Regions from separate parts of the Homo sapiens genome. Here all the other regions are linked to region 2. Evidence: chromatin loops called from intact Hi-C (ENCODE). Cell type or tissue: heart left ventricle. All regions are shown on one strand.

Evidence for each region. Hi-C counts contacts between places; a loop is a spot of excess contacts. Peaks named below come from ENCODE experiments on the same cell type or tissue, not always from the same donor. Only the 100,000 strongest peaks of a DNase experiment are listed, where the experiment ranks them.
Region 1: it touches region 2 in a loop (15-fold over the local background); 106 of 110 quality-filtered maps call a loop at or near these places.
Region 3: a loop joins it to region 2, with 16 times the contacts of the local background. A loop is called at or near these places in 102 of 110 quality-filtered maps.

The regions. Positions count from the first base shown.
Region 1 is chr6:41,598,844-41,606,843 of GRCh38, forward strand. It overlaps FOXP4 (forkhead box P4), which reads left to right. Exons shown (of 17, transcript NM_001012426.2): 17 at 1-3,541. The coding sequence ends at 93. Among named protein-coding and RNA genes, the nearest start is that of MIR4641, 4.1 kb to the left of the region's middle. RefSeq lists enhancers at 1-565, 4,228-4,522. In heart left ventricle, CTCF peaks have their summits at 2,967 (motif pointing left), 3,170 and 4,392 (motif pointing right); DNase peaks (open chromatin) are centred at 2,928 and 4,408; H3K4me3 peaks cover 576 bases.
Region 2 is chr6:41,679,016-41,687,015 of GRCh38, forward strand. It overlaps TFEB (transcription factor EB), which reads right to left. Exons shown (of 9, transcript NM_001271944.2): 8 at 7,075-7,222; 9 at 4,963-6,063. The coding sequence ends at 5,584. Among named protein-coding and RNA genes, the nearest start is that of MDFI, 45 kb to the left of the region's middle. RefSeq lists enhancers at 3,240-4,066, 4,067-4,892, 4,427-4,506, 4,527-4,706 and a silencer at 4,516-4,810. In heart left ventricle, CTCF peaks have their summits at 3,340 (motif pointing left), 3,548 (motif pointing left) and 4,744 (motif pointing left); DNase peaks (open chromatin) are centred at 3,296 and 4,726; H3K4me3 peaks cover 1,408 bases; H3K27ac peaks cover 1,580 bases.
Region 3 is chr6:41,364,980-41,372,979 of GRCh38, forward strand. No RefSeq gene overlaps it. Among named protein-coding and RNA genes, the nearest start is that of NCR2, 33 kb to the left of the region's middle. RefSeq lists enhancers at 4,480-4,980, 6,260-7,213 and a silencer at 5,618-5,818. In heart left ventricle, CTCF peaks have their summits at 2,881 (motif pointing right), 4,077 (motif pointing right), 4,283 and 6,627 (motif pointing right); DNase peaks (open chromatin) are centred at 4,092, 6,612 and 7,126; H3K4me3 peaks cover 1,912 bases; H3K27ac peaks cover 982 bases; H3K27me3 peaks cover 5,008 bases.

The DNA.
Region 1 (8,000 bases), 80 kb before region 2:
GGGCCTCCCCTGGGCGCCCCTAACCCCAGCGCCTCGGGGCCTCCGGAAGACAGGGACCTGGAGGAGGAGCTGCCGGGAGAAGAACTGTCCTAAGGGCCTGTAGTGACCGGCAGGGCTGGGGTGAGACCCCTCCCTTCCAGAATCCAGGCCCCATCTCCCCCAACTCCACAGCCCCTCCCGAGCCTCAAGGCAAGTCCAGGACTCAGACCGGGGAGGCCCGGGCCAGCAGCTCCCAGTGTGACCTGACAAAAACACGTAGGGGCAGGGACGGTCCCCACCCCCAGGGACACAACCCCTGGTCTTGGACCAGTAGAGGACACGGAGGGTTCAGACCCCTCCTCAGACCCTCCCCACATCTGAAACTGCCTCCCCCCAACCACCAGCAGCAGCAGGGCCCTCCTCCCCCACCAGCTCTCCCCACAGGGCCCCTCAGCATCATGGAGACCCGCAGGCGGGGCTTAGCCACCCCTCAAACCCAGGGCCCCCTGGCACCTGGCTCTGGCCGTGTTTTCTGGCCAGAGGCCCCCACTTTCCTAACTCGTGCTCCCTTCCGCCTTCTTTTCCGTACTGTGAAGAAAGAACTCTCCACCCCAGCTCCCACCCTGCCCTGGCCTGGGTGGAGGAACTGTGCCTCCATCCCCAGAAGAAACAGCCCCCTCTGCTGCTGGGGTGGGACTGTCTGTGTGCCCTGTGGGGGTCCGTGTGAGCAGGCCCACCTGGCTCCAGACCCGCCCCCAACCTGAGACAGAACCAGGCTGAGCCAGGCCTCCACCCCCACCCCCGTTTGCTGGGGGCTCCTCCAGCCGCCCCCATGGGAAGAGGCCTGGTACCGCCTCACCCACAGAGGTCTGTGCCAGGTGCGCTTCTGCAGGTGGAGCCAAGCTCTCCCTGAGGCCAGAGGCGGGGCCTGGGCCGGGAGCCCAGGGGAAGGCCAGGCTGGACCCCGGCTCCACACCCACATCCAGCCTGCAGGCCTCTCTGCAGTCCTCTCACCCTCCCTCAGCTCCCCTTCCTCTGCAGTCACCCTCAGCTCCCCTTCCTTGCCCGCCTCTCCCCCCGCCGCCCCACCAGTTAAACGGATGACCAAAGACCTTTCTTATGCCGGAAGCAAAAACCAAAACTTTTTGTTGGCTTTTTCCTTTGTCGCCTCCCCAGCACCTGCCCTCCCAGTCTCCCACCCCGGCCCCAGGCTGGAAGCCCTCCCTCCACTTAAGTTATTGTTTTAAACCAAAGTTTACAGTGTCTGTTGGTGGCCAAGACCTTCTCTCTCCACCCCTCCTCCATCCACCCTGAGGACCCTGGGGCTCAGTGGAGGCAGGGCCCTGCCCCCCTCCCTTCCGCTCCTGCCCAGCCTGGGGGAAGGAGAAAGGAGGGGAGAAAGCGGGCTCTCACCCCCTCAGGAGTGGGCACGGGAGCCCTTCTCCCTGACCCTGGGCTGCTTCCTGGGGGCTCTCCAGACCCCTCTCTAGGACCAAGTCACCCGTCGTGCTGGGAGTGTGGATTCTAGCAAAAGAGCTGGAAAAAAGTCAGACTCTCCACAGACCCCCTATGGGGGACCCCCAACTCAAGGCCAAGGACTGGGCGTATCGGATGCTCATAACACCCCTGGCCTGGCCCCTTTACTGAGAAGACTCCTTGGATATTTCCCAAGAACCCCCCACATACACCCCTCACAAGCCACCCCTCCTGAGAGGCAGGGGGCCCTCCGCCCCCTCCCCATGTATTCCCCACCTGTGTTCCGTTTGACCAGCACAGAAATATTAAACGTCCTCTATTCACCGGGCCCTGTGTGTGTCACCGAGGTGCGGGAGGGGAGGAGCATTAAAGCTGAAAGATCGCTCTGCTCGGGGAGCCTGGGCAGAGCAGCAGCAACGTGAGGGTCGCTGTGGTGGTGGTTTCTGTGAGTGGATGGAATGAGCAGCCCTGCAGGGGCGCTGGGCATGTGCCCTCACTGTGGACAGGGCCCACCCACCTCCGGTTCCCCTGTGCCTCCTGTCCCTTCCACGCTTAAACAGGGTTCTCTGTCATTTTCCTGTTTTCTTCCAGAGTCCCAATCCTTTGCCCTAGTTCTTTCACTAGTTTGAAATCCAAGTTCTTGCCAGAGTGTTGGAGCAAGGCAGCTGATTTGCTGCAGGGATGGAGAGGACCACCGCCGCAGGGTTCTTTTACCTGTGCCACCAGCTCTGGAGACATCCACACCCATTCCCAGGTGTCCTTCCAGGCCCATTGTCCACGTCTTCAAGGGGGCTGCCTGGATAGGCGTGTGTGTGTGTAGTGCCCAGGTGTGGTGGTGGCATCCTGAAGCAGTAGGACCATTAGTGTGCGTGCACACCCACGTGGCACACTGTGTGGTGACCATGGTCATCATAGTGGGCTCACGGCGGAAACGGGATCATTCAACCTATACAAAGGGGACCCTGGATAGGCTGCAAGGAAAGAGGCCAAGGGCCAAGCTGCTAAGCCAAAGATGGCCCCTGACACCTCCCCCAGCCCCAGCACACCAGCCTGCACCTCTTATCCCGTGTTAAGTCCTGGTTCCCCACCTGCTGCCCCTCCTCAACACAGAGCCCCTCCCGCCGCCTCAGACCCCTGTGCACATCCCCAGGGCCTCAGCCGTCTCATTGGTCTTTATTTTTTATTTTTTTTAAGATGGAGTTTCGCTCTTATTGCCCAGACTGGAGTGCAGTGATGCTATCTCGGCTCACTGCAACCTTTGCCTCCCAGGTTCAAGTGATTCTCCTGCCTCAGCCTCCCAAGTAGCTGGGATTACAGGCGTGCACCACCACGCCGGGCTAAATTTTTTTGTATTTTTAGTAGAGACGGGGTTTCTCTATGTTGGTCAGGCTGATCTCGAACTCCCGACCTCAGGTGATCCGCCAGCCTCAGCCTCCCAAAGTGCTGGGATTACAGGCGTGAGCCACTGCACCCGGCTCTCACTGGTCTTACGCCACCTTCTGGACACTCCCTCCTTGAGGGCAGAAAGGAGTCCCAGGCCTGTCCCTAGGGACAAGGCCCAGGGAAGAGTGTATTTGGGGAGCAGGGGAGGGGAGGGTGTTGAGAAAGCTGAACTGGAGTCAATCACCCTTCCCACAAATCACCAAACTGCTGGAACTCTCCAGCCAAATGCTGGGAGAAGGACCTGGAGGGTGAGTCTTTGCTGACCTCTCTCTACTCTCAGGCATGTCTTTTGTCCTTTTCGTCCATCTATTTCTGTCTGTCGCTCACTCGCCCCGCTTTCTCTGTCTCACCTTCATCCACTCTGCAGGCCTGCTCCACCACAGCCCTAATCCTCTGGACGCTTGTGTAGGGCCTGGGGTGAATTCCCTGTCCCCCATGGTACCTCGAGAGGGGCTGGGGAGCTCAGCTTGGTCTCAGAGTCTCCCCACCAGATACTGTTTAAAAAAGTAGCACTGATGTGTTTTGTAATCTGCCCCTCCCAGCCCTCCGTGGAGGCTGCCAGGGCCTTGTACGGTAAACCTAGCTGCATGTAATCTGTGGACAATGGCATTCTCTACAATGCAATAAAAACAATTACCCATGATTTTGCTGCGGCCGCTTCCCCTTTCCCCTTCTTCCCCTCCCAGCTGGGACCTACCAGAATGCCCCAGAGAATCCTTAGGTGTTGGCTGCCAGTCTCCCAGCCCCCTTACTCTGCCCCCTTGAAGAAGTAGTCAGTTCTGTGGACCAGCCCCGGGGGCATTCTTCCTATGCCAGACTCTGGAGGGACAAGACTGCACCTAGCTTTATTCTCAGGACCGTCCTTCCCGCGGTCTAACTTCAGTTTCTCCTGCTTCAACTAGAGTCCTCTTTTTATTCCTCTCACAGGGATATAGTGAATGGTCAGTGCATTTGCAGGTGGGGTGATGATCTATTTTGGACACTGGTACAGGAGAGGGTCTTGCAATATAAGAAACAAGAGCTGTTATGAACCACCACCTTCTGGGTGCATTGGGCTTATAGACTCAGTAATTTATTTTCTTCCTGATCTGACATCCTACATGGGGCAGCCCTCCCACAATTATTACCTTATTCGAAGTATGAACCAACATGTCCACCCCACCCCCAACCCCCATCACGCTTTGCCTCAGGAAGCGCTGCATGCTGGGTATGTAGCTTCTCTCCTTTCTACTGTTAACTCACAGCCAGGGAGTAGGCTGTTAACTGCAGCTGGCAGCTTGTCCTGGTCTTAGCATTGCTGAGCCCTGTTGGGGAAGCTATCTTTGGAACCTGGGGAAAAAAAAAAGAGAAATACTCCAAGCCGGACGTTTTAGGGGTGGGATAAGTAGCGCTCTGCGCTCTGCATCCGACAGAAGTCCCCCTTCCCCTTGGCACTCAGCACTTCGCTCCCCCACCATGAACTCGCCACCTTGCCCAAGGCCTTCTTGCCGATGGTCAGCAGAGGGCGCTTTAAACAAAGCAGACCGGCTCCTCTGGACAAACTTGCCTGTTTCCGGGGCACAGAACAACTTCCCTGAGAATGCCAGCCGCCGTACAGCGGAGGGCTCAGTACCTGTTTTTAATAGTAATAATTATTAACAGTTAATGAGCCCTCATTATGTGCCAGGCACTATCCTAGAAGCTTTATATTTCATTTCATCCCCAAAACGACTCTGAGTTAGGTATTATTATCCCCATTTTATAGATGAAGAGACTGAGGCAGAGTCAAAGAGATGAGCAGATAAAGCATTAAGAATAAAGAATCTTTGCAGATGAGCAATCCGGGTTCTGGGTTTAAAAAAAAAAATGAACCTGTGGCTGACGGTGGGGAAAGAGAAGAGGGAGACCCTGTGGTTTGCCCCTGCTTTCTAGTGACACGATTTACTTTGGTGATCGCTGCTTCCCTCCTTCTCTGGAGGCTCCGAGTGGGGAAATGAGGCTCCGAGCGCCTCGAAGCTGGGAATTAGGCCCTGGCTTCTGAGTTCCCCAGCTGCCATTCTACTCTAAGCAGAATAAGGTAAATTGATCTTGAAACAGTCACTGAAGGACAGAGTGAGGCAGAGAAGTCTGAATTACCCTATAAAAATAATCAGACAGGGGCCCTTCTGATGGGACGGTGAGGCAGAGCAGTGCAGACAAAGATCCCCCTGTCTGTGGTGGGGACTTTAAAATGACACCCCTCATGCACAGCACACACCTTCACACACACATGCACATGCTACTACCCGATATACTGACACCAGAGGTCCCTTCCATCTGCAGTCATCTCTAGGTGACCAGAAATGGACCCCCAGGGTGGGACATCCCACCACACAGAACCCCCGACACCTCACTGGCCTGCAGTCTGCATCCGCCTCAGGATCAAAAGTTTAGAAAAACAGCCCCTCCTGAGAAGGCAGTCATGGTGGCAGCCCAGGCTGAAAGGCCCTCTGTCCTAGCCAGGAGGGGCCAGGGACAGGGCGTGGGGGCTGGCAACCTTCAGAAGACTGGCTGAATTAACAGGGACAGTGCAGTGGTGGGCTGGGTAACCAAGCTGGCACTCTGGGCTTCTGGCCCTGGCCCTCCCACGAGGGCCTCTCCTGCTCTGGGACCTGGAATGCAGGCCTGTCTATACAAGGCCACCATGCTTGGGCTCCAGGAGTGGGCCAGGTACAGGGGGTAAGGGTGGGTGGTCACCAGAGAAACACAGGGTGGGTCTCTGTTCTCTGAGAGCTGCTTCTCTGGCTGGGAAACAGATGGAGATCAGCCGACTGTCATGTGCTGTGAGGGAGTAAACACAAGGGTTCAAATCCTGGCTCTGCTGCTTGCCAGGTCTGTGGCATTGGGAAAGCCACTGGACCTCTCTGGGCCTCAGAGTTCTCATTTGTAGAATGGGGTGGAGTAATAATCTCTACATCACTGGCTTGTTGAGAAGATTAATGATATATAAAAAGATGTCTGGGCCGGGTGCGGTGGCTCACGCCTGTAATCCCAGCACTTTGGGAGGCCAAGGTGGGTGGATCACGAGGTCAGGAGATCAAGACCATCCTGGCTAACAAGGTGAAACCCCGTCTCTACTAAAAATACAAAAAATTAGCCGGGCGCGGTGGCGGGCGCCTGTAGTCCCAGCTACTCGGGAGGCTGAGGCAGGAGAATGGCGTGAACCCGGGAAGCGGAGCTTGCAGTGAGCCGAGATTGCACCACTGCAGTCCGCAGTCCGGCCTGGGCGACAGAGCGAGACTCCGTCTCAAAAAAAAAAAAAAAAAAAAAAAGATGTCTGGTGCATAATATGCCCTCAATACATAATGGCTGTTAATAAAATGGAGTCCTGGGTGCCAGTCACCATAGGGGCTCAGAGGGACCTAAGTGCTTACTGGGGACCAGTGTATCCTGGAAGACTCCCTGGAAGAGTTCTGGAGCTGAGGAGGGGAAATTTGGGTAGAAAGAGGGGAGAAGAAAGAACATTCTAGGCCTGCAGGGGAACTGAGATGGAGCTTAGGGAAGGTTAATGTGGAAGAAAACAAAAAATTAAATGGAGGCAGCAGAGACAGAGGCCGAGGCAAGGAGGTCAACAGGGTCTTAGAAACCTGGCCCCGGGGCCGGGCGCGGTGGCTCACGCCTGTAATCCCAGCACTTTGGGAGGCCAAGGTGGGCGGATCACAAGGTCAGGAGATGGAGACCATCCTGGCTAACACGGTGAAACCCCGTCTCTACTAAAAATACAAAAAATTAGCCAGGCGTGGTCGCGGGCGCCTGTAGTCCCAGCTACTCAGGAGGCTGAGGCAGGAGAATGGCGTGAACCCGGGAGGTGGAGCTTGCAGTGAGCCGAGATTGTGCCACTGCAGTCCAGCCTGGGCAACAGAGCGAGACTCCGTCTAAAAAAAAAAAAAAAGAAACCTGGCCCCATCCCTGTCATTACCAACTGACTGGCCCTGGGCTTTGGGCAGGTGAATTGGGGTGTGGTTTCCTATAAAGTGGCCCTAGGACTCCCTGACTACTCAGAAGGTTAAGGGGAGAATTACCCGACTTGGTGGCATGAGCATGCCCACACCTGCTAATGCCAGTAAGTGGCGATGCTGCTGCTGCTGTTGATGCCACTGGGGAGTTTCCATCCACAGAGGGACTGTCTTGGACTTAAATAGGTACTTCACAGGTGTGGCAGGGGCCAGTGAGTGGTGCTGTGACCTTCAGAGGTGTGCAGAGCAGAGCCATAGAGATTCGACTTAGCAGGAAAGTTTGCAAGGCAGGGGATAGCTGAAAACACACAGGTGGACTGGGCAGGACACCTGGGGACAGCCAGGAAGGCTGGACAGGGAGACTGGGTTACTGGGAGGTGATAGTGGAAAGGCAGGCACCAGACAGGGGAGGACCCCGGAGGTCAAGCTGGGGACCAAGCTGGGGCTTGGGGGAGCTGTGCCCACAGGGGCATTTAGAGCAGAGAAGTAACAGGATTGACCTGAGATTGGGGGAATAGGCCAAGTGGAACCATATAGGGTGACAGGAGCCAATTAGGTGACTCTTGGGATTGTCCAGGTGACAGATGATGAAGGCCTAAGTAGGGTGGGGGGTTGCTTTGGAAAATAGTGTCAGGAGGCTTTTTGCAAAACAACAGAGTAAAAGAGGGGCTGTTGGCTACCTGAGAGAAAGGAGGTCAGGAACGAGCTCAACGGGGTCTTCCTAAATGTCTATTCGCAGGAGAGAGGGAAATCAAGTGTGGCACATTTGACAATGGAATATTATATTGCAAAGAGAATAAATAAAGAGCTCCCATCAGCAGGGTAAATTTGAGCAAAAAAAAAAAAAGTAAGTTGAAGAAAGATACATAGAGACTGTTCTCATTTGTATAATGTTTGAAAACATGTAATAATTCTATATATCATGTATGGGCACACATGTAGCAAACATTTAAATAATTTGTAGGAATGATAAATAACAAATTCAAGATGGTGGCTGTCACTCTGGGGAGGGGGATGCAATGGGGAGGAGTATTCAAGGGGCTTCAAGTCTGTTGGTAATGGTTAGTATTGGAGCTGGGTGGTGGGAACACAGAGGTTAAATCTGTTCTTCTCTGTACCTTTTTGTGG
Region 2 (8,000 bases):
CAGCTCAAAGTGGGTGCTCAGGGTATGCTGAGTGAATGAGCACCCACTTTGCTCCACAAACCCACCGCATCCCAGCCAGTCTTCTCGCCTTCAGGTTGAGTTAGGACTGTTGTCTGGACAGAAAGGGACCACGGAGCTCTCCCCACCCCACCCTCCATTGCTTAGATGAGCAGCTGGGGCTTAAGATGAAGTGGGCAGGGGCTCAAGAGGTGATATTTAGGTCTCTCTGATGGCACAAGAGCAGGTGTGCCACAAATGTTTGTTGAATGAACATTTGACTGAGTATGAATAAATGAATAAATGGGTGAAAAGCACCACTCCCTGGCCACTTTCAGATCCCTCCAGGGACAGAAATCTTAGGCCTCACAGCAACTGGAGGTATCAATACTCCTGGGGCATTTTCATTTTATAAGCAGAGGCTGGGCACACTATACACCCTGAAAGAGATGGAGAAGCTTCCCAGGCAGCTCCACAGACCTCTGGCTGGTGGAGATTTTCCAGAAGGCCTGGTTTGGGAGGTATTAGGGAGGTCCTTCTTGTCTTCTCGGTATTTCCAGCCAGCTCTGCCACCTCAGTCTGTCCTAACCCACAGTGGAGCTAAGGCATGTCCCTGAAGCCCGTGAGCCTTAGTTTCTCCAAGTGTAAAGAAAGAGGCCATACCCCACATCTCAGCTCTTCAGGCCACCATGGCATGAGGCTTGGTGACATGGCAGCAGGAGGGCCAGACCCGGGGGTGGAAGACACAGGCCAAGGGGAAAGGCCAATACCTGCACCACCCTCAGCCCTGACCAGGTCCGGCCTGTCTTCTTTCATGCCTAACAAGCCCCTAGCTCCTTGGCCACTGCATGGGTGAGAGGAGAGGGAAGGGCCCCCCATCCTGAGCCCTGCGCCAGGGTCCTCGCTGGCGGCAGGCGCCGGTCTCCGGCCTCACAGAAGACAGATAGCTCCCTTAATCACTCTGGAAAAGAACCCCAAGCCGATATAATATTATAATTAATTAATTCACTAAAAAGGTATTAAATTTCTCTCCCCCCTGTGGATATTATCTGAATTCATTGACCTTTAGAAAAATCACCCTCTAATTGTAACCAGGTCCAAAAGCATTTGCAGCCCGTCCCTTTTACATTAATAATATCTTCCCAGACTCGGCTCTGGCTGCTTAAATATTGTATAAATTCCACTGCCCCCCTTGGAAAGAACAGAGCAAAGAAAAAAAAGATGAGGCTGGAGAAGTCTGAGAGGGGGATGGGGCCTGGGCCCCAAGAGGTAGGAGTTCCAGGAGGTGAGGGGGCAGGAGGTACACCCAGGTGCCTGGGAAGGGGCTCTCTGGCGGCTGCAGCTGAGCCAGGCAGCTTGAAAGACAGGGGAGGGGCATGGGCTTTGAGATGGAGCACGGGGCATGGGTTGAGAGCTTGAGTGTTGAACCTGAGGTTAGTTTTTAGGAGGCTATGTGTGTGTTTGTCTGGGGAGAAGGTGTGTAGCATGTATCAGACTCTCATCTAAGTTAATGGCGTCAAACAGTAAAGGAAGAATCTCTGCTTTAAAGGAACCATGGATAATGGAAACATGGCATTCCAAGCAGCACATTCCAAGGCCCTGCAACCCCCTCCCCGGCTGCCACTCCAACTCTAGCCTCCCAGGCCCTGTTCTACAGATGGTGGAGCCGGCCGCCCAGCAGATGCAGTTGGACATGCAGAACTTCCTAAGGCTGAAGAGGTAGGTACTAACGCAGGCCGAGCAGCTGATGGGGATAGACAGATGCAGGAACTGGAGCTGAAGACAGCAGGGTCAGGGGCTGGGGCTCTGTCTGCATCCTCCACCCTCACCACCTCTGCTACCCCAGCAGCCTGGCTCCTGCCGAGGGCCCCACAATGGATCCAAGGGAGCTACTGCTTCTCGTCCTCTTAGCTTTGACCTCTTTCTCTGCTTCCTCTCCCACTGTACGTGTCTGTTTGTTCTCTAAGCCTCCCTAAAATGAAGGGGCTGGACAGGCTCATCCCTCCTGTGTCCACACCAGCCAATGTCCTTACTCTGCCTTTTTATTTTTTAGAAACAGTGTCTTGCTGTATTGCCCAAGCTGGAATGCAATAGCATGATCATAGCTTACTGCAGCCTCAAACTTCTGGGCTCAAGCAGTCCTCCCATTTCAGCCTCCTGAGTAGCTAGGACCACATGTGTACACCACCATGCTTGGCTAATTAAAAAAAAAAAAAATAGAGTTAAGGGTCTTGCTATGTTGCCGAGGCTGGTTTTAAACTCCTGGCCTCAAGCAATCCTCCTGCCTCAGCCTCCTGAGTAGCTGGCATTACAAGTGCAAGCCACCACACCTGGCCCTACTCTGCCTTTTAAAAAAGAATTTCCAGGCTGGGCACGGTGGCTTACACCTGTAATCGCAGCACTTTGGGAGGCCAAGGAGGGCAGATCACCTGAGTGAGGTCAAGAGTTCAAGACCAGCCTGGCCAACATGATGAAACCCCATCTCTACTAAAAATACAAAATAATTAGCTGGGCGTGGTGGCAGGCACCTGTAATCCCAGCTACTCAGGAGGCTGAGGCAGGAGAATTGCTTGAACCTGGGAGGCGGAGGTTGCAGTGAGCTGAGATCATGCCATTGCACTCCAGCCTGGGCAGCAAGAGCAAAACTCCATCTCAAAAAAAAAAAAAGGCCGGGTGTGGTGGCTCACACCTATAATCCCAGCACTTTGGGAGGTTGAGGCTGGCAGATCAGCTGAGGTCAGGAGTTTGAGACCAGCCTGGCCAACATGGTGAAATCCCATCTCTACTAAAAATAAAAAATTAGCTGGGTGTGGTGGTGTGCGCCTGTAGTCCCAGCTACTCAGGAGGCTGAGGCAGGAGAATCGCTTGAACCCGGGAGGCAGAGGGTGCAGTGAGCCAAGATTGCGCTACTGCATTGTAGTCTGGGAGACAGAGTGAGACTTCATCTCAAAAAAAAAAAAAAAAAAAAAAAAGAATTTCCTCCATGGACCTGACACTTGGAAAGGTGTTGTCCACCAAATAAATATTGCTGAAGGATGCATTGCCCTCTTATTGAATCAGAGTCGTTCATAATCACCAGCCAGATTCCATTCCAGCCACAAAGTGAGGGTCCTTCAGGCTGGTCTCAGAAACAGGAACACTTTCTGGTGGCTTATTGAAATACCGGAAGTAGTTCCTGGGCCGGCCTCAGCCAAATCGGTAGGACTGCAGGACTCCCAGGCAGGATGGGAGCCACCCAGGCAGACAGCTTGGAATGTACAATGAAGCTGAGACTCCCCCACCCCCACCAGCCGCGGCGGGCAGCTGCCTAGTCCTGGCCCAGGGCACCCTCTTGTGGACAGAACCCCACTCACACCCTCTGTCCTGTCGAATATGCAGTCCATACTCCAATGCCAGAGGTAGTGGCCAGGCTGAAGGAGCCCAGGGGCAGGAAAGCAGCAGGCAGGTGGAGGCGGGGATATCAGTGATCTTTTTCTTTTTTTTTTTTTTTCCTTTTTAAAAATGTTTTAAATATTTATTTCTTTTTAGCAGACATCTGCTGGCAGGAAGGGCTATCCGTGATCTTGAAGGGCTGTGAGAGGAAGCAGGTGGGCAGCCCTCCACTCCACTAGGTCAATCCCCAGGGTGAAGTGGAAGAGCCAGTGGGGTCGGGAGAGACTTCTCAGGGGCCTGAAGGACCGGCCTTGGGACTTCCCGGAGCCTTCATCCCCCGGCCAAGGCAGGCCAAGCCTAGTTAATCAGGTGTCTCACAGAGTTCAGGGCTTGACCCAGACGGGGCTCAGAGGGGTTTCCAGGGCATGGGTAAGTCCCAGGTGGTGGGGTGGAACCTGGAACTAGGAGGAGGCGCCAGCGCCCCGGCTGGCTCAGGCTCCACAAGGTCATCCCCGGCTCCATCTGACCTTGAGATTAATCCTGCAGCCTGCGCCAGCCCGGCCACCATCAGCGCCCAGCCGCCCGGCCCATTTTCCTTCTCTCCCCTCGCACGCTAATTGCTCAACGTTGATTTGATCTCCCGTTCGGCACAGAGGAAATTGCCCTATTAGCCATTTTCATCCCGGGATTTTTTTTTTTTTTTAAATTAGGCCCCTTCAGCCTCTCAGGGCGATGACGGGGAGCCATTTTGGTCTCTGCCTGAAGCGGCCGTGGAGAGCAGAGGGGAACTGGATGAAGCCCGAAAAGCCCTCTCCCTGTTCCCGCCAGGCACCGGGGCTCGAGCAGCCGCCAGTCGAACCCTGACTGTCCCCAGCCCATGTCCCCCTCCTAGGCGAGGTCATAAACACCAACGTCTCCAAGCAGAGGCCCAAGGACTGCAGCTCGGAGGAAAGGCCGCGCCCAGGCCTCGCTGCCAGAGCCAGAGCGGGGCGGGGGGACCCGGGCCCATAACACCCCACGCGCCGTCCTGGACTCCCATCTCCTCCCTGTCTAGCTCACGGGGGTCCCTTTCCCCAGAGCCCTAGCAGGACGCAGCCCCTCAGTTACCGGGAAGCCCGTCTGGCAGACAGAGCGCGAGCGCCGCCTCCAGAGCGCCCAGCTACAGCTTCTCAAGCCGGGTGGCCGCCCACCTGGGGAGGTCACCCCCAGAACAGGGGTGGGACAGAAGAAGCATGCCCCCCACCCCGGGCCCAGGGTGCCCCAAATAAGCAGCTAAGGGCGGCGCACTTGGTTTGTGAGCAACCCTCTCGCCACATCAACTAGTCTCGCTCCGGCCGCCGCTGGAGGTGTGGAACCGGCGTGGCCGCAGCGCCACCTCGTGGCCGTGAGGAGGGACCGTGCCCCCCTCAGCACCCAAACCCCTCGTCTTCCCCGGGCAGGGCTGAGGCGTGTGACAAGCGTGTTCCCTCTTCCCTGTACCCCCCACCCCGACTCCCTTCAGGCAGCATCCGCACTCTGGAGGGGGCCCGCTGGGTTGAATCCTCCCGTTCGCTGTCAGCCCTAGACCCACTCCAAAGAGACAGGACCAGCAAGTACAAAGCACAGTGTTTACTAAAGGCACAAAGTGAGGGGTCGGAGGGCAGCTGCTCTTCCGGCAGTGACCCCTCCCGCTTCTGGCAGCCCCCGCGCTCACACCACCTGGTGGAGAGCTATTAGCACCAAAGTGGGGGGTGCCCACCTGTGGGAGAGCCGAGGACCAGGCTGCGGGGTGGACCTCCTGCCATCTGAGTCCCAAAAAGGCAGGCCTGAGCACCCCCAGGACCAGTTGCCTCAGATGAGGAGCTTCCCGAACCCCTCAAGCATGTCCTTCACTGGTAATGAGGGGCTCGGGCTCAGAAGACAGGGAATCTCCACCAGGCCCTCTTCTCACCTCTAGAACACCCTGCCCCTCCCTGCCCCGCGATTCCATCTCCGGGAGAGGGGCTGAAGGCCTCTTCCCACTGCGCCAGTCAAGAGGGCTGCCCTGGGGGTGCTTCTCCTGACCCCACAGGCTGCCAGACAGGCACTAAGTCCAAACAGGGGCCAACGGGGAGGAGGGAGGCAGGGCAGGTGGCTACTTCACACACAGTGCAGCCTGAAGGGTGGGAGGGAGGTGCCCCTGGCCCTCCCAGCCCCCAGGCCGGCCCCTGTTCCCTGGCACAGGGGCAGCCAGGGTCACAGCACATCGCCCTCCTCCATGCTGAAGCTGCTCCGGCGGCTGCTGGCCTTGGAGGCCTCGGGGGACATGGTGGACAGAAGTGGATCAGAGGCCAGCGGTAGCAGTGAGTCGTCCAGGAGCATGAGGTCCAGATCCTTCTTGGACAGGCTGGGGAATGGGGAGCCATGCCCCGGCGCCAGGGGTTCGGGGTAGCCCGGGGGACCCTCGTCCTCCCTGCCCCCAAAGCTCAGGCTGTGGCTGAAGTCCAGGTGATGGAATGGGGATGGTGGCTGGGTGGGCAGGGGCAGCGGGGCTTGCGGGGGCAGAGCTGGCAGTGGCTCAGGGTCAGGGACCTCAGCCCCCAGCATCAGGGCCTCCCCTGGGCCCTCTTCGCTAGGCAGCTCCTGCTTCACCACCTGCTGGGCCAGCTCAGCCATGTTCATGCCGGACGGGGAGGTGGTAGGGAGGCCGTGCACTCGAGCCTGCATCTCCAGCTCCTGCAGGGGAGCAGACAGAAGGCTGGGGAACACACCTATGGGCACCAGCCACCAGGACCCCTCCCCTGGGCCTCTATCACAGCACTTGCCCCTGCCCTACGGCACCCAAGACCCAAAGTGTTTCCGCTGGAAGAAAGCATAGGGTAGCTCTAGAGTCTAGACCAGTGTTTTTTCAGACTACAAGTCGTAACTCATTAGTGGGTTGTGAAGCCACCGTAGTGAGTCTTGACCAGCTTTCTATTTTTTTAATTGAAATTGACTTGTCTAGACTAGACTAGAATAGAAATTATTAGAATGCATTGCATCTATTAAGGACGAGGGGAGCGTTACTTCATGAAACTGATTTTTCACTTTGTGCCTGTGTGTGCTAGATTTTAATGTAAATTGTGTCATCTACCATAAGAAAGAGAAACAAGGTGCAGTCCAATTGCCCTTTGTGTAAAGGGCCAGCCTCAGGTCTAAAGAGGACAAGAGGCCCTCAACTCAGAGCCAGGACTAGAACTCTCAGTTCCAGCTGGTAGGGCTGACTCTGCCAAGCTCCTGGTTCTTTAGGTTGGCCCTGTGGAGATTCCTAGTGCCACCCACCAAATGATTCCAGCTCTCTACCTTCCAGGCACATGATAGGTTTGCATTTTCCTGCCTCTTGAGGTTAGAGTACTTGTAGAGTGTGCTTGCATTGGCCAAGCCCATTGAACAGAAGTGACATGTGGCACCTTAAGAGTGACAATGGCTTTAAGAGCCAGCTCTAGATGTGCCATCAGAGAGCTGGGTGCCAGCAGCGTGGGTGCCAGAATGAGGGTCTCACAGAACAGAACCTCCAGCTGATATGTGTTGCTTAAAGATGCTGAGGATTGTTTGTTACCAAAGCAAAACATCCTAACTGATACATCCTCCTTCCTAATGGGCATTATTCCTGTGTCTCCAACTTCAGAAGTACAAGTACTGCCCCTTAGGGCCAGGAGCCAGGTTAAGGGTCAGAGTTACCAAAGAAGTCCAAGTTCAGGACCAGACCTGGATACGGAGCCAGAGCTGCTTGTTGGTCATCTCCAGGCGGCGAGAGTGGTTCTCCAGCTCCCTGGACTTTTGCAGGTCCTTCTGCATCCTCCGGATGTAATCCACAGAGGCCTTGAGGATGGTGCCCTTGTTCCAGCGCACGTCCCTGCAGCAGCAGGCCAGGCAAATTAGAGGTGCATGCTCAGAAGAGTGGCCAAATCCTTGCTACTGCTCTGGTTGCAGAGCTTATGTGGCCTGTCCCAGTCTTACCCAGCAACCCCAGACCTGGAGGTGGAGGTGGCTGATCTCAGTTTGCACAGAATGGGCCCTCCTGGTGACTTCTGTTGCCACTGCCCACTTCATTAATCTCATGAAACCAGGCAATTCAGAGCAGCCTCCTTCCCAGACTACCAAGACTCCAGCCCAGCCTACCTTTCTTTTTTTTTTTTTTTTTTTTGAGATGGAGTCTCGTTCTGTTGCCCAGGCTGGAATGCAGTGCAGTAGCGAGATCTCGGCTCACTGCTACCTCCACCTCCTGAGTTCAATCAATTCTCCTGTCTCAGCCTCCCTAGTAGCTGGCACTGTAGGCACACACCACTGTGCCCAGCTAAGTTTTGTATTTTTAGTAGAGATGGGGTTTCGCCATGTTGGCCAGGCTGGTCTTGAACTCATGACCTCAAGTGATCTGCCTGCCTCAGCTTCCCACAGTGCTGGGATTATAGGCGTGAGCCCGGCCTCTTGTCTGCCAGCCCAATGGCCTTAAGAAAACTTTCTCAGCATGACTGCTCCTCCAAGAAGCCTCCCTTGACCTCAGCCTCACTTCCAGGACAGAAACTCATCTGTCTTGAGCTTTCCTGATTCTTTCCTGATTTGGGAGAGGGAGAGATCTTTTCTCAAATAGATGAACTTCTAGAAGGAATTCTCCTCCCATCCTAGTAACTAGC
Region 3 (8,000 bases), 310 kb before region 2:
AAAAAAATCAATAAATTGGACTTAATCAAAGTTTAAAACTTTTACTTTGCAAAAATCCCTATTAAGAGGATGAAAGGAGAAGCTATAGACTGGGAGAAAATATTTGCACAATGCAGATCTCACAAAGGACTCAAATTCCCAATATAAAAATGACTCTCAAAACCCAACAGTAAAAAAAAACAAATAATCCAATTAGAAAATAGGCAAATGACATGAAAAGACTTTTCACCAATGGCAAATAAGTACATGGAAAGATATCCATACTACTAGCCATTAGGGAAATGCAAAGTAGGACCATGATGAGATATTAGCACATATCTGTCAGAATGGCTAAAATAAAAAATAGTGATGAGACTAAATGCTGGTGACAATGAAGAGCAACTGGATCACTCACACACTACTGGTGGGAGTGTACATGGTAAGCCACTCTGGAAAATAGTTTAAGAATTTATTTTTTAATAAAAATTGTGTATATTTAAGGTGTATAACATGATGGCTTGATATACATAGTAAAACTGATTACTACAATCAAGCTAATGAATATTTTCATTACCTTACATAGTTATCGTTTTCACATGTGTGTGATGAGAATGCTTAAAAGCTACTCTCTTGGCAAATTTCAGATATAAAATACAGTATTTTTAAATATAGTTCCCCTTCTGTACATTAGATTTCTGGAATTTATTCATCCTACCTAACAAACTTTGTACCCTTTGACCAACATCTTCCCATTTCTCCCCACTCCCCATGCCTGATAACCACCATTCTCCTCTTGCTTCTATGAATTTGGCTTTTTCACATTCGACATATAAGTGAGATCATGCAGTAGTGGTCTTTCTGTGCCTGGCTTATTTCATTTGGCATAATGTCCTCCAAGTTTATTCATGTTTTTGCAAATAACAGGATTTCCTTCTTTTTAAAGGGTAACTATGATTCCATTGTGTATATGTACATTTTCTTTATCCATTCATCTGTTGGTGGATATTTAGGTTGATTCCATATCTTGGCTATGATAAATAGTGTTGTAATAAACATGGAGACGTACATATCTCTTCAACATACTGATTTCATTTCCTGTGGGTATATAGCATGAAGAGATATTGCTGGATCACATGGTAATTCTATCTTTAACTTTTTGAGGCACCTCCATACTGTTTTCCATAACGGCTATACCAATTTACATTACTACCAACAGTGTATAAGAGTTTCGTATTTTTTACATCCGTAAGTTTGGCAGTTACTTTAAAAAAACAAACTAAACTTACGCTTACCATAAGAAACACCAATTGCTCTCCTGGGCATTTATCCCAGAGAAATAAAAACTTATGTACACGTAAAAACCTGTAAATGAACGTTCATAGCAGCTTTATTTATAACAGCCAAAATCTGGAAACAACCCAGATGTCTCTCAACAGATAAACAGTTAAACTGCAGTACATCCATAGACTACATGGCAATAAAAGAGAATGAACAATTGATACATGCAATAACCTGAATGGATCTTAAGGAATTTGTGCTGCATGAAAAAGTCTTAAAAGATGACATACAAGGCCGGGTGCGGCAGCTTACACCTGTAATCCCAGCACTTTGGGAGACCAAGGGGGGCGGATCACGAGGTCAAGAGATTGAGACCAGCCTGGCCAACATGGTGAACCCCATCTCTACTAAAAATACAAAAATTAGCCAGGTGTGGTGGCGTGTGCCTGTAACCCCAGCTACTTGGGGGGCTGAGACAGGAGAATCGCTTGAACCCGGGAGATGGAGGTTGCACTGAGCCAAGATCACACCATTGCACCCCAGCCTGGGTGACAAGAGCAAAACTCCATCTCAAAAAAAAAAAAAAACAAAAACAAAAAAAGCCATACTCTGTGATTTCTTCTATATCACATTCTCAAAATGACAAAATCACAGAAATGGGAAACACATTAACGGTGGCCTGGGGCTAAGAATGTTGAGAGAGGGAGGACTGGGCATGACCACCAAGGGATGGCAGGGAAGAGGTCTTTGGGGTGATGAAATGGTTCTGTGTCTTGATTACTGCGGGGGCTACAAGAGTCCACACGTGGGTGAAAGTTACCTGGGACCTCTCTGTACTACCCTTGAACTTCCTATATGCTATAGTTTCAATGTTTGTTTCCTCCTAATCTCATGTTGAAATTTAATCCCCAGTGTGATGGTGTTGGGAGTTGGAACCTATTGGGGGGTGTTTGGGTCATGGGGGTCCTTTGATTCATGGATTCTTCATTAATACATGCATGCCCTTGGAGGAGTGAGTACTTAACTCTATTAGTCCCCGAAAGCGCCGATTGTTAAAAGAGTCCAGCACCTCCCTCCTTGTCTTGCTTCCCCTCTCACCATGTGATCTCTGGAAACACTGGCTCCCCTTTGCCTTCTGCCATGAATGGAAGCAGCCTAAGGCTTTCACCAGATGCCCAATCTTCCAGCCAGCAGAATTGTGAGCCAAATAAATCTTTTTTCTTTATAAAGTACCCAGTCCCACGTATTCCTTTACAGCAACACCAAATGGATTGGGACACTATGAATCTATAATTATTTAAAAGTTAACAGCTTTAAAAATTGATTGTCAAAGTCATTTTGTGTCTGTCTTTTTTACTTTTAAAATATGAATCCATCACGCTAAATGGGGGCTCCTCTGGCTCCTCACAGGGCATTCAGCGTTTGGTGGGGGCAATGACCCTGGGTTTATGCGGACACAATTCCAGGATGTTCTGCAGCCAGATCTTTCCCGAAGTTTCACATCTCTCTTCCAGGACACCTGCTGTCTCTAGAAGGAGCATCCCTCTGGAGAAGGAAGGAGAGAAGGCAGAAAGTGGCCGCAGCCTAGTGGGAAGGAGACCAGTGACAGCTGCATCCCAGCCCACTAGGGAGCAGCAGAGGATGGAGAATGGTTCTCAGCTCTGCACTGGAGTGGGTGGAATCTCAGGCAGGAGAAGGGGAGGGGCTCTGCCCAGAGACCTTTCCCCAGCCTGACCACTGCAGGTGCAAAAGCAGCTTGAGCATTTCCAATGCCTGATAAAGAGGGAGCCCAGCTGGGCTCAGTGGCTCAAGCCACTAATCCTGGCACTTTGGGAGGCTGAGACTGGAGAATTGCTTAAGGCCAGGAATTAGGATTCAAGACCAGCCCAAGCAACATAGCGAGATTCCATCTCTACAGAGATTTTGAAAATTAGCTGGGTATGGTGGTGCACACCTGTAGTCCTACTTAGAAGGATGAGGTGGGACCATCACTTGAACCCAGGAGTTTGAGGCTTCAATGAGCCATGATTGTGTCACTGCACTCCTCTAAATTAATTAATGAAAATGAAACACGAAGGAAAGAGCCCTATGCCAAGCAGAGGTCTCCTGACCTTGGGATTAAAGATGGAGAAGAACTGAGGTCGACTCAGTGTGGTCACCCATTCCATGCTCTTCGTTTGTTCTGTCTGAGTATCTGAGGTCGCAGGAGTGCCCCACTCAGAACAAAGCACCTTGTTCTTCACCTTCAGGGATAAGATTGCTCAAGGAGCCTGAATCCCAGAGAAAGGACAGAGACCTCTAACTCCCCATCCATGCAACATGCATGATAGAGTTTCCCAGCTGTCCCTGAACCGGTCTCAACCTGCAGGCCCATGAACCCATCTGAAATGGGCTCAAATGGAGAATGAGAAAGGACCTTGGAACATTCCCAGAGACTAATTTGGGAGCTCAGTACATCAGCTAAAGGTATTTTCTAGATGATTCTTCAGAGCCAAGGAGAGGGAGAGCTCCTGGCCTAGGATGGAAGCCAATATTTTACTCTTCTCACACTCTGTGCACCAAGAGATGGTGTGAATGTGAGAGAATCACTCTGCAATTTTACTAGCTCTATGTTCTTAATCGAAGTGCATTGCCTCTCTTAGCCCCAATTTCCTTATCTGGATAGTATGGGAAATGACAGTTCTCTCTTCTGGAGTTACTCTATTGATTAAATAAAGTAAGTGAGACGCCGTGCAAAACACCTGGCACCTGCCAGGCAATCCGTAAGCCTTTTCCTGCGCCCCCTGTCGGCGCTGGAAAAGTTCTGTATCTTGTATCAACCCCGGCTGCAGTATCCTTCATAACCACCAGGAGGCGGTGTGGGACCACGGAGCCTGCTTTGCCCACAACTAGACTCACTGGGGGAAAGGAGAGAATTCCTCCGCCTAAGGAGCAGCGGAATTGGAGCGCCAGAATTGGAGCGCCAGAGAGACACCGGATCTTACCTTCTTGCGCTGGAGTTGCCCACGCTGTCTCCATAGCACGAAAAAGAACCAGGGTAGGCATAGCAAAGGCAACAGGTGGGACGGGGAGCCAGGGAGTGGAAACGCCGGAGGTCCTCAGGCTGGGGATCCCGGAGTCCTCGCTCAGATTCCGATTCCGGAGAAGGCCAATTCCGGGACCCTATCCATGTCCCATTCCGGGCACCTTCCTCAAAAGTAGGGGTGGGAGGGGCATAAGCCGGTCAAGTATTTCCCGGGCCTTCCGGAGCAATCTTGCCTAAGCGTTCATATTTAACGCATTGGACTGGGAAACATTTGGAGATCATTGATTAAGAAATACTCAAACCTGGGCCGGGCGCGGTGGCTCACGCCTGTAAATCCCAGCACTTTGGGAGGCCCAGGCGGGCGGATCACCTGAGGTCAGGAGTACAAGACCAGCTTGGACAACATGGTGAAACCCTGTCTCTACTAAAAATACAAAAATCAGCCCACCGTGGTGGTGGGTGCCTGTAGTCCCAGCTACTCGGGAGGCTGAGGCAGGAGAATCGCTTGAACCCGGAAGGCGGAGGTTGCAGGGAGCCGAGATTGTGCCACTGCACTCCAGCCTGGGCGACAGAGCAAGACTCCGTCTCAAAAATAAAAAAATATATATACTCAAACCTGAAACCCATGGATAAATTAAATTCTCTAGTCTTTGTTTATCGTTTTTGAAAACAAAAATTGCATTTTTTGACAGGGTTTTACCATTGCCCAGGCTGAATGCAGTGGCACAATCACAGGTCACTGCAGCCTTGACCTCCTGGGCTCAAGCGATCCTCCCACCTGAGCCTCCTCAGTATAGCTAGGACTACAGATGCGCACCACCATGACTGCTAACCTTTTAGTTTTTGTAAAGATGGGATTTCCTTAGATTGCCCAGGCTGGTGATCCTCCCACCTCGGCCACCCAAAGTGCTGGGTTTACAGGCATGAACCACCACACTTGACCCACATCGTTCTCTTTTTAAAAAAATATTCCAGCCCGGCACGGTGGCTCATGCCTCTAATCCCAGCACTTTGGTAGGCTGAGATGGGAGGATCCCTTGAGGTCAGCAGTTTGAGACCAGCTTGGCCAAGATGGTGAAATCCGTCTCTACTGAAAAAAATTTTTGTTAAAAAAATGCCGGGCCTGGTGGCGGGTGCCTGTAATCCCAACTACTTGGGAAGGCTGAGGCAGGATAATCACTTGAACCCAGGAGGTGGAGGCTGCAGCAAGCCGAGACTGCCCCACTGCACTCCAGCCTGGGAGACAGTGAGACTCCATCTAAAAAAAAAAAAAAAAATCCACTGGCTTCCCATCACACCTAGTATATAATTCAAGACACTCTCTCCCTCATCATGGCCTACAAAACGCTACAGAATCTGACCCTCCTGACTTTCCATTGACCCTCCCTTTCACCTCCACCCTCTCTCCTCCTTTTTGAGCTCCATTCCAGGCACTTTCCACATCTTAGGCCACTGCATTTGCAGTTCCCTCCGCGGGGACCCTGCCCTTTCAGAAGTCTGCATGGCTCATTCTCTTCTGGGTCTCTGTCTCCTCCCCAAGTTCCTCTCTGGCCCACTTCATCTTTCCTTCACAGCACAAAGGGCTGTCCTGCCTGATACCATGTTGTGTGACTGTGTTTATCTGTTTCCTGTCTTTCTGACCCAGGAATGTATAAGCGCCCTGAGGGATGGGATCTTGTCTTCCTGTTGCTCAGTCATTTAATAGGTACTTGCTAAGTATTTGTGGAATGAGTGAATGACTTAATTAATCTACAAGCTGTGGAGACTCAGGAAGGATCGTGATAGTGACAGCTGTTGGTAAATTTAATTCAATATGTATTGTGCGCTTATTTTGTGCCTACTGTGTGGCATTCAGCATCATCTTGTTGCTGCTATTCATTGTGGTGAAGAGAATACGGCAGCAGGTAAGTCTGATCTGGGCCCAGAGCACAGACCGTAGGCGCAGCTCATCTCTTCATTGCTTTCTCCCCATTCTTGGAGTGGCAGTAGGAACCCCCACCCCCCCCCCACACACACACACATACACACACAGAGAGAGAGAGAGAGAGAGAGAGAAAGAGAGAGAGAGACGGGACAGCCTCCTCTATGCACTGCTTCCTCTTCCCCAGCCCTGCTCCCTGCATCCTTCCCTCTGGTCCTAGTGTCCTGGTGTCTTGAAGATGCTGGGTAGTTAGACCGACATCCCTCTCCCTCTCTCACCCTGGGCTCTGGGACGCTGGCCCTGCTTCCCCAGAGAGCGATCGCCCCGGACTTGTGCCTGTGTTCCGGCCTAGGGCAGCCGGAACCTCCCGATATCCCCAGAGGAGTCTCAGGACAGCGCACAGGGAAGTACTGGCTTGGAGCTGCGTGTTCCTTGGGCGGCCGGCGGAGGGCGAAGAGCAGGAAGAGCCCGGGGGACGACGGTAGCAGAGTGTTGGGGAGGCCACAGACGCGGACTGCGTGGAGAAAGCACGCACCCGGGCCGCAGTAGCCGGGCAGGGGGACGGCGGAAAGCAGCCCTCTCTGGAACATTTTATTCTGATCCCCGCAGGACTCCCCCGCGAGCCCCGGCTTGAGCAGTCGTGTAACAAGTGTGCGATTGCGCGTGCGACTGGTGTGTGCGCGTGGGCACTTACACGTTCCCGGGGAGGCTGGGGGCAGGAGCTTCACTGTTCACACAAAGAGCGCTTAGAGGAGGAACATTTAAGTTTGGGGGCAAAGAAAGAAAAAAGAGTTAAAGGTTTAGGAGATGGGGGAGGAGGATGGGGCTTAAGGACGCGGTGTTGCCGCGGCTCAGCCATCGGGGCGGGAAGCTCGGGGAGGGAGAGCGCCTGGGCCCGCTTCTCGCCTATTCTACGCAGAACTTTTCTCTCCTCCTTCTTCCCTCGCTCTGCCTCTCTCGGGGCGGTCTCCGGGGACTGTCTCTCACATCCATTCTCCTCTCCTCCTTGATTTATGCTGCAGAGTGGAACGACCTTCCCTGACCTCATTTTCATGTCGGCGCGAGCACACCCGGAGCCGGCTACGCACATTCCGGAGGAGGCGCGCGCTGACACGCACACACACACACACACACACTCGAGACACTGCAGGGCCCTGCCCATCCTCGAGTTCACACCAGCCCCGCCACTATTATGGGCACTGCCGGGGCTGTGGACGCTCAAAGAATAGATCCTCATTAGCATCTTGCTTTGAATATCATTTGCATTTTATTCATTTCATGTCAAAACGCTCAGAACTCTCCCCAGCCCGCACCTTCCCCAGAGCTTGGGAGTCATGGGTTTCCAGCTCAAGCCCCTTCTCTGTGGGCCCCACGCTTGCTGGCTACCCCCACCCCACCTACCCTGCGCCACAGCCCCCACAAAATGAATTGACGTCTCCTAAGCACTTGGCAAGTTCCATCTCCTGCGCTAGGGTGCATTGTCTCATCTAATCCTGACAGCAACTCAAGGAGCAAAGCACTATACTATACCCATTTGAGAGTCGAGGAAACTGAGTCACAAAGGTGACTTGACCAAGGTCGTGGAGCTAAAAACCGAGGAGGAGAAACTGAAACCCAAGGCGACCAAACACCAAACCCAAAGAGCTTAACCGCTTCGCTGCCCCGGCTCAGGCAAGGTCAAAGCTAAGGTATGATAACTCTGGCAGGAGAAAGTCTGTTTTCCTACGTGGTAGAAAGTCCTTGGGCCCGCCACGACCCTTCCCCCATCCCGGCCGCTGGGGCACCGGGGCACATTCC